Regions from separate parts of the Homo sapiens genome. Here regions 1 and 2 are each linked to region 3. A link is a contact called in ENCODE Hi-C or POLR2A ChIA-PET data. All regions are on one chromosome and are shown on one strand. The core of a region is the stretch at or near the end of the contact, and the rest is flanking DNA. Distances in the headings are between cores, read along the strand shown.

Evidence for each region. A loop is a pair of places that touch in the nucleus more often than their neighbours do. ChIA-PET counts read pairs that join two places held with the same protein, here RNA polymerase II (POLR2A). Pooled maps may share reads with other maps.
Region 1: a loop to region 3 is called in a pooled map, with 31 times the contacts of the local background. The contact joins the promoter of SH2B3 here to the promoter of ATP2A2 in region 3. A Hi-C loop is called at or near these places in 2 of 37 single-sample maps with no recorded cell type and 9 of 50 pooled maps.
Region 2: a pooled map shows a loop between it and region 3 (10-fold over the local background). The contact joins the enhancer-like site here to the promoter of ATP2A2 in region 3. A Hi-C loop is called at or near these places in 6 of 50 pooled maps. POLR2A ChIA-PET finds 5 or more read pairs at or near these places in 3 of 52 experiments (GM12878, K562 and WTC11).

Annotation. Positions count from the first base shown.
Region 1 is chr12:111,404,461-111,408,768 of GRCh38, reverse strand. SH2B3 (SH2B adaptor protein 3) reads right to left here and starts at 2,846. Exons shown (of 8, transcript NM_005475.3): 1 at 2,492-2,846. RefSeq lists silencers at 2,508-3,087, 3,208-3,367.
Region 2 is chr12:111,429,046-111,433,231 of GRCh38, reverse strand. The region is part of intron 2 of SH2B3 (SH2B adaptor protein 3); the gene reads right to left. LOC124903019 (a long non-coding RNA gene) reads left to right here. Exons shown (of 2, transcript XR_007063462.1): 2 at 1-748. Among named protein-coding and RNA genes, the nearest start is that of SH2B3, 25 kb to the right of the region's middle. RefSeq lists an enhancer at 2,189-2,498. Within about 2 kb of position 2,936, at least 12 of the 41 ENCODE cell types and tissues checked have a DNase peak (open chromatin) inside an H3K27ac peak, as active enhancers do; they include GM12878, where a contact is called at or near this core.
Region 3 is chr12:110,279,526-110,283,360 of GRCh38, reverse strand. ATP2A2 (ATPase sarcoplasmic/endoplasmic reticulum Ca2+ transporting 2) reads right to left here and starts at 2,114. Exons shown (of 20, transcript NM_170665.4): 1 at 1,454-2,114; 2 at 740-757; 3 at 566-648. The coding sequence starts at 1,571. RefSeq lists enhancers at 665-1,419, 2,537-2,606 and silencers at 1,247-1,756, 1,847-2,446.

The DNA of each region.
Region 1 (4,308 bases), core at 1,597-4,096, 1.1 Mb before region 3:
GGGGTCATGTAAACTGGGTCCCAAAGGTGTTTCCAGCAAAAGGAGCTGTATTGGCCCAGACTGTGGGACAGCTCCCTACTATGTCCCTGAGACCCCCTTCACTGACCCTCCCCACCTTGGCTGGGGAGGGCACCCGGTCTCCCCTCACCACAGACAGGTGGCACTGAGACTGGCAGCGAGGAGGTCCCTCCAAGTGCCTCCAGCTCTGCTCCACCTGGGATATGGAGAATGTCTGGGGGTGGCACAGCGGGAGCCAGAAATCCAAGGGCCCAGCAGTCCTGTGGGATCTGATTTGTACTCAAAAGTTCTATTTATCGGAGAAGGAGGATCAGGCCCAGGTTTGAGAGGCATGGGGGTGGGGGTGGGGGGATGAGGAAAGAAAGCCAGCAGAGCTAACACCCACAACAAAAAAGATCATTCCGGCCCCAAGGCTACTTCTTCTCTTCCTCCTGACCAAGCCACTCTGGACACTGTGAATTCACTCATTCATGGTTCCCATGACTCTAGGAAGTAGGTACTATTAGCACACCCATTTCACAGATGAGGAAACTGAGGTGGGGCAGTTAAGCAAGGCCTTATAGCTAAGGAAGTGCCCAGATCTTCAAAATTCTGCTCCCAAAGACCCAGGAAATTCCAGTGCTATGTATGCAAGAGATGCTCAAGGGAGACTACTGAAGGAACACCTCATAGCCAATAACAGTAACACTAATGAAGGCAATGATAAAATCACCACTACCACCACCACCACCTGCAACTGAACCTCTCTTTGCCAGGCAGCAGGTGCTCATTACACACTGGCTCATTAAATCTCCACTGCAAACCTGTTACTCCCCCATTTTACACAGAGGGAAACTGAGGGCAGAGTCACTTGCCCACGCCTTCAGCTGAACGAAGGCAATAGGAGTAGCAAAGCACAGTCTCCAGGACCCTCCTCACTATCCTCCTCCACTTCCTGCTGAGCCCCTGCAGACCCTGAGCCCCCAGCTGCTGATGCTCTGAGCCAGCCCCTTCCCAGCTGGCCGCTCTGTGGCCCACAGGGACTCACAAAAGTTCTAGGAATGCTCACCCTTTGGCTCAGAAGGATTTTCCCTCCCAGAGGGGGTAGTGGGAAAAGGCTCAGGAAAAGTGCACTAAAAACCCTTCCAACTTCCCCCAGTAGGCCCTGGCTCTCATCCTCCGAGCCCAGCCTGCCCAGGTGGCCTCTGACGGCTCTCCCTCCACGAGGGCAGGTCCCGAGGAGCCTCCAGAGCTGTTTCCACTCAGGCAGCCAGGTCAGTGATGGGAAACCCAGACACAACCTGCGCCTGCATCCCTGGAGACCCACAGGCCCACTGCCCTGGCAGGGGCCCTGAGGCCTGGCTGCTAGCCGGTGTTAGGGAACTGTCATCTCCCCGGCGAGGGGCTGCGGGTCAGATCTCGGTCCCTCCTGCCACCAAAGCTGGCCTTGCCGACATTGCCTTGCCGGGGCCTCTGCTCTGAACCCCCCACCAGATTTCACTTCCTCCCACTCAGCCCAGCCTGGCCGTGCCCCTCCCTGGAGGCCCCCAGCTGCAGGCAGTGACCTCCTCACCTACATCATTGTGGCTGGGAATGGGGAAGAGAAACAGGAGAATGAGGAAACTAAAGAAAAAAAGAAGCGGGACAGGCAGGCAGACCCTCCTCTCCAGTTCCTCAAATGCAGTCCCCCTCCCTCAAAACAAAGCTCCCCTGGCCGGAGGGAGGGAAGGGAGGGAAGGGGATTTCTGCACCAGGCATCAGAGACCTCTGAAATACCATCCCTACCGTGCGGATCTAGAAGACCAACACCCACTCCAGACGTTTTTTGGTCGGGGGATTCCCAGGGAACCCCAGGCAAGAGGTGTGAGAGGATCAATACCAGAAACCTGTCTCTGGGACGCCTAGCCCTGGTGAACCGCCCAATTCAGCAGCATGCGGGGGCCTGGCCCGGTCGACCTCGGCAGTGCAGGAACTGGGGAGAGGGGCTTCCTGAATCAGGGCGCTACCCTCTTAGCCACATGGCCCGGAATGGGGAGTGGGGAGGGGCCGGCGCATCCTCCCCCGCTGCCCCCACACCCAAGGGCTCATCTGTGCTCACAGCCTCAGTTTGACTACTTTCACTTTCAGGGTAGCAATGGGTGACCCCTGACCGCTCCTCCCCAGGCACAAGTTGAGGGGAGGGCCGCCCCCAACCGGCGAGGCTACCGTAGGGTGGGCTGGGGGCGTCAGCGATGCCCTCTCCCCCATCCCACGGCCTCAGTTACCCCAACGCTCTCCCTAACACGTGTGTGGGTGGGGGTAGTGGCTGAGTGGGGGGTCGTAGGCGCTGGGAGCCGTCACCCCGGAACGCCTCCATCCGAGTTGGCTGCAGGGCAGTATTTTGGGCTGGGGGTGACGCGCAGAGCCCGGGCAGAACTGGACACGGGGCCTCCTCTTTCCCCACAAAAGCCCTCCCGGCCCCGGAGGAGGGGAGCGCGGGCAAACGCGGGCTCACCTGAGAGACAGGAGCTCTGGGCCCGGCCGGCCCATGGCGTCGCGCGCCCCCGGGCCCTCGAAATCCCGAGGGGGCGGGCGGGCCCCCGCCCTGGGCGCGTCCTCTCCCGCCCGCCGGCTCCTCGCTCGCGGCTCGCTCGAGCGGGGCTCAGGCAGGAAACCCGGGCTCGGAAAATGGCCAGCGCCTCATCATTTCCGCCGCCAGCGCTTGACAGTTGCGGGAGGATGCGCCCCCGGGCCGCCGCCGCCGGGGAAACTTTGCAGCGGCCGCCGTCGCCACCGCGGGCCGCGACAGTCCGGGCGGGCAGCCGGGCGGAGGCGGTGGCCCGGGCCCATGCCGCCCCGCGCCGTTATGTAAAGAGGAACCGGCCGTGCGAGCGGAGCCCGGCGGGGGAGGCCGGCCGCGACAGGGGCGGGGCAGGGGCGGGGCCACCAGGAGCCACGCCTCAGGCCGCGCGCGAGTCGGAGATTCGGCTGGAGGGGCGGGCCATGAGGGCGGAGCCCGGACTGGCCCCGCCTACCAATCCCGCTAGTCCGCGGCTGCCAGGGTCGGAGGGCTCTCCTGGCGCGGGTCCGGAAAAAGGCGAGGCCTTGCGAAGCCACGCCCACCACGTGCCCACCCGATTTCGCGTCCCACAGTCTGAAGATAGAAGTGAGGATCGGAGGGGCGGGGCGACTTTAGCCCCACCCACTCAACGCCGGCAGGTCACCAGGTGCCTCAGCGCCTGGAGGCGGGGCCAGATGAAGGGGCGGGGCCTAGGGCGGGCAGGGTCGAGGGGCCTGGCCTCCAGGGGGCGCGCCCTTGCTGACTCCCTCCTGCAGGGCCTTATCAGTGCCCGCAGGGCTGGGCGGTGCAATAGCGACCACGGCTTTCATCATCGCCCCAGGGAGGGAGCCCAGCCCTGCCCGACCCTGACTATCTGCGATCATGCTGACCCGACCCGCCACGGCCCCAGGCCCCCGATTTGGGTTCTGGCCCCAGCCCTCAGCTTTGCCTTTGCTACAGCCGGTGCCCGTATAGCCCAGCCTCGCTCCGGCCGCCCGTCCTGTCCCCCAATTCTAGGAGGGGTGCATCTTTCTCCAGGAAGCCCTCTCCGACCGCTGGCTTCCGTGGCCTCTGCGCCCACCCCCCTGCCCGCCCCCGGGCTACTTACATTTTCTCCACGGCCTCATGGGGAGCTGAGACGGACAGTGGGGTTCCCCCTAGTCCGGAGTGGGACATGCTCTCAGCCAGCCTCTCCCCCAACATGTGGGAGGGCGGGGAGGGAGGAATGTACTCTTCTCCCCCTCCCCCAACAGGAAACAAGTCGCCCACGCCCCCAGCTTGGAGGGGCCACCTCGAGTCTTCCCAGGCAGCAAGTGTCTCCATTCCACTGCCTCCCCCTCTTCCTACCCGGGCAAATGACTTGACTTCTCCGTACCTCTCCACTTCCTTGCCTATGAAATGGAAATAATGTGTACCCACTCTCCTGGCAGTGAGAATTAAGTGAGTTAATGCATTAAAGCAGTTAGCTCGAGGCTTGGCTCCAGGAAGCTCTCTGTGTTAAACAAATCGGCCCCAGTCCTGACCTTAGAACTACAGGAAGGGGTTCCCCAGAAGGTGGGGATTTCCAGACTCCGAGTAGATGGGGGAAGGGAGCGGTCTGCTACAGGATTCCTGGTGTCCAATGACCTTGAAGAAAAAGGCCACAAAAATCTGCTTTCCGCACATTTCCAGGCACTGTTCTAGGCGCTGGGAACACAGCAGTGAACAACACAGATATCCCTGCCTGCGTGGAGCTGATATTCTAGTGGGGGGACATAAGGCACGAATAAGCA
Region 2 (4,186 bases), core at 1,687-4,186, 1.1 Mb before region 3:
TTAAAGGTATCCACCACCACGCCCAGCTAATTTTTGATTTTTAGTAGAGACAGGGTTTCACCATGTTGGCCAGGCTGGTCTCAAACTCCTGACATCAAGTGATCCACCTGCCTTAGCCCCCCAAAGTGCTGGGATTACTGGCGTTAGCCACCGTGCCCAGCCCAATGTAATTAAACATAGAATTACTGTATGCCCCAGCAATTCCACTCCTAGATGTATCCCAAGAGAAATGAAAACACAGATCCACACAAAAACTTGTCCACGAATGTTCATAGCAGCATTATTCATAACAGCCAGAAAGTGGAGATAACCTGATGTCTATTAAGTGATAAACAAATAAGCAAAATGTGGCAAGTCCATACAATGGAGTATTTTTCAGCCATAAAAAGGAACAAAATACATGCTGTAACTTCGGTGAACCTGGAAAACATGATGCTAAGTGAAGGAAGCCAGACACAAAAGGCTGCATAGTCTGATTCCACATATGTGAAATGTCCAGAATAGGTAAATCCCTGGAGACAGAAAAGAGATGAGTGGTTGCCAGGGGCTGGGGAGGGAGGTATGGGGAGTGACTGTTCATGGGTACAAGGTTTCCTTTTTTGATGACGAAAATGTTCTAAAATTAGATTATGGTGAGGGTTGCACAACTCTGTAAATATACTAAAAACCAATGAATTATACGCTTTACACAAGCGAATTTTATGGTTTGTAAATTATATCTCAATAAAGCTTTGAGAGCAAGAACGGATCAGAAGTGCTCATAAAAGCCTTGACCCAGCACTCCCCTTCTAGGAACTGAGCAGAAGAAAATCATCAGAAGTGGGCACCAAGACTGACATAAGGTGTTCATCCCAGGGTCATCTATACCAGCAAAAAAGTTAAAAATGGGCTGGGCGCGGTGGCTGTAATCCCAGCACTTTGGGAGGCTGAGGCAGGCAGCTCACCTGAGGTCAGGAGTTCGAGACCAGCCTGGCCAACATGGTGAAACCCCGTCTCTACTAAAAATACAAAAATTAGCCGGGCGTGGTGGCACATGCCTGTAATCCTGGCTACTCGGGAGCCTGAGGCACGAGAATCGCTTGAACCTAGGAGGTGGAAAAAAAAAAAAAAAAGAATACAGAAAAATGTTCAGGACACAAAGTGAAAAAAGCAGGTGACCAAATAGTATGAGGAATGCCAGGCCCGCAAAGGCTGAAGCTTTTGTCCACAAGCTCCTGCCTGCAAGGGGCTCCAGACAGAATTGTGCAAAAAGTAATCCCTTCCCAGCAATTGCTGAAGGAATTGGAATTTGGAGGCGGAGGCAAAGTTAAAGACAGAGAAGAGGCTGGGTGTGGTGGTGGCTCACGCCTGTAAATCCCAGAACTTTGGGAGACCTAGGCGGGAGGACTGTTGAGCCTAGGAGTTTAAGACCAGCCTAGGCAACATAGTGAGAGTTTGTCTCTACAAAAAAACTTAAAAATTAGCAGGGCATGGTGTCCTGCTAATGTCTATGCTAATAGCAGCATTAAATAGTCCCAGCTACTTGGGAGGCTAAGGTGGGAAGATCACCTTGAGCCCAGGAGGTTGAGGATGCAATGAGCCGAGATGGCGCCACTGCTCTCTAGTCTGGGGGACAGAGCAGTGTCCCCCAGTCTCAAAAACAAAACAAAAATGACAATAATGACATCTACCAAAATGGAAATGCTGGTTCTCTCTGGGTAGTGAGATTGTGGGAGGTTTTTCTGTTACTGTTTTTTTTTTTCTTTAAATAGTTTCTGCCATGAGCTTTATTAATTGAAAAAGCAAAATAAAAAACATTAGGAACTCAGACATGGAGGCCCTCGGCAAGTTAAAGACAGTTTCCTAGATTACATGGGGTACCCAGATGAAGACAGGGCAGGGCCCCCTTCCAGGTGGTTCCCTAGAGAGAGGTTTCTCTCTCCTCCTACAGTGGTGCCCCTGTGTGTAGAGCTGAGGTTGGGGTTCGAGTCAGGCATGGGGTGGGGGGTCCCAGGCAGCAGCCACAGCGAGGGAGGTCCAGAGGCCAGGTGGCCCTTAATCGCCCCGATGTACACTGTCACCCAGTGGTTCCAGAGGCCAAACAGTGGGCGGGGGCCACAGCCTCCTCCTCAACTCAGAGGGGAGATAGGAAAAAGGGGGTATGGGGCCCCAGAAAGGAAGCTGAGGTGGCCCCTCCTGCACTGGGAGAGGAAGCCCCCCCCGCCACCCACCCCCGGCCGGCACTCGGAGACCTCTTCTAGCGCAATCAGTTTCCTTTTCCATTCACAAAGAACTGGGTGGGGGATTTCCAGCAGCGCCAATGGGGCCAGCCAGGGGTTGCTGTGGGGAGCAGCCAGGCTGCTGCCCATCCCGGGGAGGGACCCTGGGGACCCACCTGTGGGATCTGGTGGCCTCCTTCCCCTTTTTCTGCCCTTCAGGGTAGGAACACATCATGCCAGCTACTCCCTGAGCCTGCAGTTGGCTCAAAACAACCCACTAAGGCAAGTGCTGGCATCCCATTTTCTGTAATGAGCCACTGAGGCGCAGAGAGGCCAAGTTCTTGGCCCAGAGCCACACAGCAAGGATACAAGAGCCAAGATCTGAACCTGACCCTGTCCATCTGCCCTTCTCCAGCGTCCACCCTTCGCCCCTGGACCCTGACCCTGAACCTCCAAGCCCACAGCCCTGACCCCACAATGGTCTCATCTCAATACCAGCCTCGAAAACAAACAAAACAAAAAAATACCACACCAACTTCCAAGAAGCCAGTAAGAGCAGCCAGGCCTGGTAAGCAGGACGGGGTGGGGATGGACCATAATAACTTAATTACCTCCCCCCTTGTTGGATTCAGGGCACTTTCTAGGCTGTGGATTCGCAGAATTTGAGCTGAAAGGAAGCGCCCCGATACCATCTGCCCCCGTGGTTTCAGCGCGGTCGGGGGTTTCTTCTAAGCGGCAAAGCACTTTTTCAAAAACGATTTTGCATGGAACCCCAATAAGGGGGCAGATGGGGCGGCAGTGTGTGTGGCTGGGGCCGCAGGAGCCCTGCCCAACCCCCTCCGCCTTCCCCATCACTCCCAGAAGGCCACTGCAGGCACCCACTTCATAGCTCAGAGAGGACTGGGACCTACCTGGGTCACATGGCAGCCCAGGACAGAGTGAGGATGGGACCTCCGTTCCTACCCCAGGAGCCTCTGCCGCTGGTCCCCCAGGAGACGTGGGCCCAGGAAAAAACCGGCTTCTTAAGCCTGTGTGCCCGCCAGGACCTGAGCTCTGCCTGCCTGCCAAGACCAGGGCTCAGTCTGCCCTGCTTGCCGGGATACAGGCTCGTTCTGACGGTGGAGGGTGGGTGCTTTCTCTCTGCCTGTTCTGGGGCCTAAACACAAACCCCCTGCCCCTGGTGCCCCCCGGCCTTGGCAGACCCACCAGGGACTCTCATTTCCTGCCTTGGCCACCTACCAGCTCTGGGGCCTCGGGCAAGTTTCTGGACCTCTCTGTGCCTAGTTTTCTTGGCTGTGAAATGGCTTCATCACTGTCCCCACCTCCGGGGTTTGTGATAAGGATTCCATGGGATGTGGCGGACACAGTGCCTGTCACATGAAAACCAATTAATAAAAATGGGCCGGGCGCGGTAGCTCACGCCTGTAATCCTAGCACTTTGGGAGGCCGAGGCAGATGGACAGCCTGAGGTCAGGAGTTCGAGACCAGCCTGGCCAACATGGCGAAACCGCGTCTCTACTAATAATACAGAAAAATTAGCGGAGTGTGGTGGTGGGCGCCTGTAATCCCAGCTACTCGGGAGGCTGAGGCAGGAGAATTGCTTGAACCCTGGAGGCGGTGGTTGCAGTGAGCCAAAATCACACCACTCTGCTCTAACCTGGGCGACAGAGCGAGACTCTGTCTCTAAATAAATAAATAATAAATAAAAATGACAACGCCAGTGATGCCTGCAGCAGCAAAGCCTTGCAGGCCCCAGCGAACACTGGCTGTGTTGGGCACAGCTCTAGGTGCTTCCCAGACAGCACTCAGTTGATCCTGGGGCCAGAGCCATCATTCAGCTATTTTTACTTGAGTAAACTGAGGCACAGGGAGGGCAAAGTGCCTTCCCCCGGGTCACAGGCTCAGAAGGGCAGGGGCAGGCCAGGGCCGCGCCTGTCAGAGCCCGAGGCGGCTTCCTGCCGTCCCTCCTCCTCCTCCTCCTCCTCTTC
Region 3 (3,835 bases), core at 865-3,364:
TAAGAATCACTTAAGACAGGGGTCCAATTTAGATAAATATACCACCCTAAAGGTCAGTGACCAAATTTGGTCAACAAGGGTGCCATCACAGCCGTCATCATTCTTGTCACCGTCAGGAACAACTGTCACCTTGCCATTACCAGGAAGGGAAAGCAACTGGAATATTCCTTTTGTAAGTTCTATTTACAGACTACAAAGAGTCCAACATCATCTTAGTATGATCTTACAACACGATAACAATGGAAGAACCCAAAACATTAAAGGCTTCCCAGAAAAGAACTTTTTGATATTAAAAGCTGATAAACCACAAGAATTTCTAAGACCATGCCACACTCTGGGACAACTCCTAACCACACTGTAAATGTCAGGCATCTATTTTCTGAATACCAATGGCTTCAAGTGTTTTGTTTTGTAATTTTAAAATGCCCAGATTGTTTTTAAACATAGAGACACAGCTTGCAACTCCAAATATGTTTTCACCCAATGGACATCATTTGTTTTCTGATTTATCTATGGAATACTTTCAGCTTTTGGGGGGAAAGAAAATAAATTTTTTTATACTTACAAAAGATATACATGCTGCCAGTAATAAAATCCTAACTAGCAAGTCTTCAAACTGCTCAATCACAAGTTCCAGCAAGGTTTTTCCTGTAAGAAACAAACACATGTGTTTTAACTGTCATCTTACCATCAGCACACCAACAGAGGAAAAAAAACAGAAACAGCATGTTAAGATTACCTTCTTCAGCCGGTAACTCTGTAGAATGTAGAAATTCGTCAAGCAATGTGTCAAGAGGGAGGTTAAAAAAAAAAAGAGAGAGACATTTTAGCACTTCGTTTTTCTAAAAAGAACTGCTACAATTCTAAGCATCAATATCTTTAAAACACAGACCTAGCTATAAGAATATCCGATTTTTTTAGCAGAGGGCATACCACGAAGATATCTCAAGGAAGCATGCACTCTTTGTAATCAATGGCCTGAGGTCTAGCCCTAAGCGTGAAATCACTTCGGGCTCCTGAACCTAGGAGTGGTTTCAGCGATGTCATCACTTCTGCCAGATGTGTAACTTTGGGTAGGACAAGAACGGTCAGAGGCCTTCCAACGACCTCGACTCCTCATAAATCGGCAGGGGACGAGAAAACGTCTTGCCGGGCTCAACCTAGCTGCAGAAGCCACGTCCCTCCCTCCACCGGGGCCGGCTGCTGCTGGAGAGAAGCCTCCGAGCCTTGCGCGCCGAAAAGGTCGAGGGCCCGAGAAGCGAAGAGGTCCAGGGAAGGCGAGGCGAGGACCGCAGCCCCTTTCTCTCCCGCGGGGCCGGCGCGCTGGCCCGACCCTCCGCCCGCAGCTGTCGGCGGGCGCGGAGCCGAAGCCCACGAGGTGGAGCCCGGTCAGCCATCTTCCCTGGCTCTCCCGGCCGCGCCGGGCCCCTGCAGCGGAGCGCCCTGCACCTACCGTTGGAGCCCCATCTCTCCTTAAGCTTCTTGACCTGTTCCAGGCTCAGCCCCGTACTCTCGTTGACGCCGAAGTGGCCCAGCACCTCCTCCACCGTCTTGGTGTGCGCGTTCTCCATGGCTTCGGGGGCCCGGCCGGCCTCGCCTCCCGTCCCCGCGGCCTCCTCGCCTCCGCCTCGCACTCCGGCCGCGGGCTCGTGCCACCCCGGGAGCCCAGGCGCGGACGGGCTCTCCCCTCCTCCTCTTGCGGCCGCTTCCGCCTCGCCGGGCGCTGAATCACCCCGCGCCCCCTCCCCCAGACAACCGCCCCTCGCGCGGCCCCGAGCTCCGCAGGGCGGGTTGGGGGCTCCTGACCCACCCTCCCTCCCCTCGCCAGAAGGGAGGGCCTCCCTCGCCCTCAGCCGCCCGCCGGGAGGGCAGGCCGCGGCCCCCGAGCCCCCTCCCCGCTCTCTTGAGGCGATCAGAGGCCCCGCCCGGGCCGGAGGAGGGGGCGCCCGGCAGACCACTGAGGGCGGAACGCGGCGAGGGAGGCGAGCCGGCGGGGCGGTGCGCGGCGCGCTCGCCCGGGTCCCTCAGCGCCGCACGCCCGACAGCGGCGGAGGAAACTGCGGCGAAGGAAAAGGAGGTGGCGTCGGGGACGGCTCCGCGGCGGCTGCTCTAATAGCATTTATCGGCCGCTGCCTCCCCTTTCGCCGCCGCCGCGGCATGTGGACGCCGCTCATTGGCCGAGAGCGCCCAGCGCGGCGCGGGCGGCGCGGCCCCGCCCCCTCCTCCCGGCTCCCTCCTCCCGCGCGCCTGGCGCCCACGCTGCCGCGCAGGCCCCGCCCCCTCCCGCGCGCCGCCCCTAGGAACCCGGATCGAGGCCGCGCGCGCCGCGGTCGCGGGGCTGGCGGAGGGGAAGCTGGGTACCCTCTTCTGTGCCTGCGGTTCTCTGACCCACCCACCTGCAGACGCAGGGTGGGGCGCTCACAGTGGGCACGCTGCTCTGGGGCCGGTGGGCGGATGGTTGGAAGGCGAGGCCGAGGAGCTGGGAGCGCGGTCCACGCGGGGCGTCTCGAGGCGCCCTCGGGCTGATGTCCTTGGCTCGCCTCCTCGCCCTCGGTCGCCCGGGCTGCGCTCTGCATCCTAATCTGGCTCCTTCAGAGCCCCCCTCAGAAACCAAGGGGAGGAATTCCGCAGTTCACTTCCCACACAACCCAAATCCTTCATCTGTCGCCTCGGGAACACCGCATCCTACACCCCCTGCCGCCAGCTCCTTCGCACGCCAGCCCCGATTCTTCCCCAGCGGGTTCTGGGCCCTGACGAGGGAACCCCCCTCGCGGGGGGGAGGGAGAAGAGTTGATTTTATTATTAATAGCTGACGCAGCGCTTGATAGGTGTCTGCAGGGCAGTCACAGTTCACGCCGCTGGAGCTGCCACACAGCAGCTAGACTTGGGCTAGGAGGTGCTTCGCTGTGGCTTTCAGATGAAGGCCATTTCATAGACTCACTTCCCTCGACAGGAGAAAAGGGGACTTGAATCCAAAGCTGCTCTTAAACCACAGATGATTTGCTCTGCTCGGGAGGACAAAGCGCAGGTCACAGCAAGATAAAGGGAATTTTGCCAATATAAAGAAGCTACATTACTTAACAAGGGGATGGGAAATTGCATGGAATTCATGAACAAAACATGAACATATTCTCTTCACAAAGAAGAGCAGCTTTCTTCACGGAGTAGGTTGCAGAATGAAGCAATTAGTCCACTTTTGTGTTTAACAATAACGCACCATCCGCATGAGCAAAAGCAGAGCAGAAAAATCACCTCAGTTGTCTCAAGTGGCTGGGCTTCAGGACTTAAGATAAATTCCTTCAGCAGATGCAAATTACAGTGCATCACCAGCTGAAAAAATCAGGCACGTCATGTCATTTAATTATTTCCAAGGAGTGGACGTTGGCATGTAGTTTTGATTGATACTTGGAAAAGAACCAACAAAACCCTACACGAAACAAACAAACAAAAAATTATACTATATGGCAACGCACTGAGAGAAGCCAGGTGGAAACTGGTTAGGTCACAGGATCAGAGCCGCTTCAAGAGGGGCACGTGAGTGCACGGTGGGAGTGTGGTCATGGAGGGCTGGCTGTTGTTGCCCTCTGAGACCAGCTCTGCACCATTTCGTACCAATTCTTCTCCCTTACCTCCTCTGTCTCTTTCAGGACCGATAGAAGCACTGCAGGCAGGAGAAGGATGGTTTACCTTTCTCAGCCTGGAAATTAGCTTAGGCATTTGATGTTGAATATTCTGTGCCACTGTCACTGCTTGGGGTTGTAAGCACCTCTGGTGCAATTATGAGCTTCTGGAGGAGTTCCTGACCTCAGCCTTTGTATGGAATGCTCTTCCCACA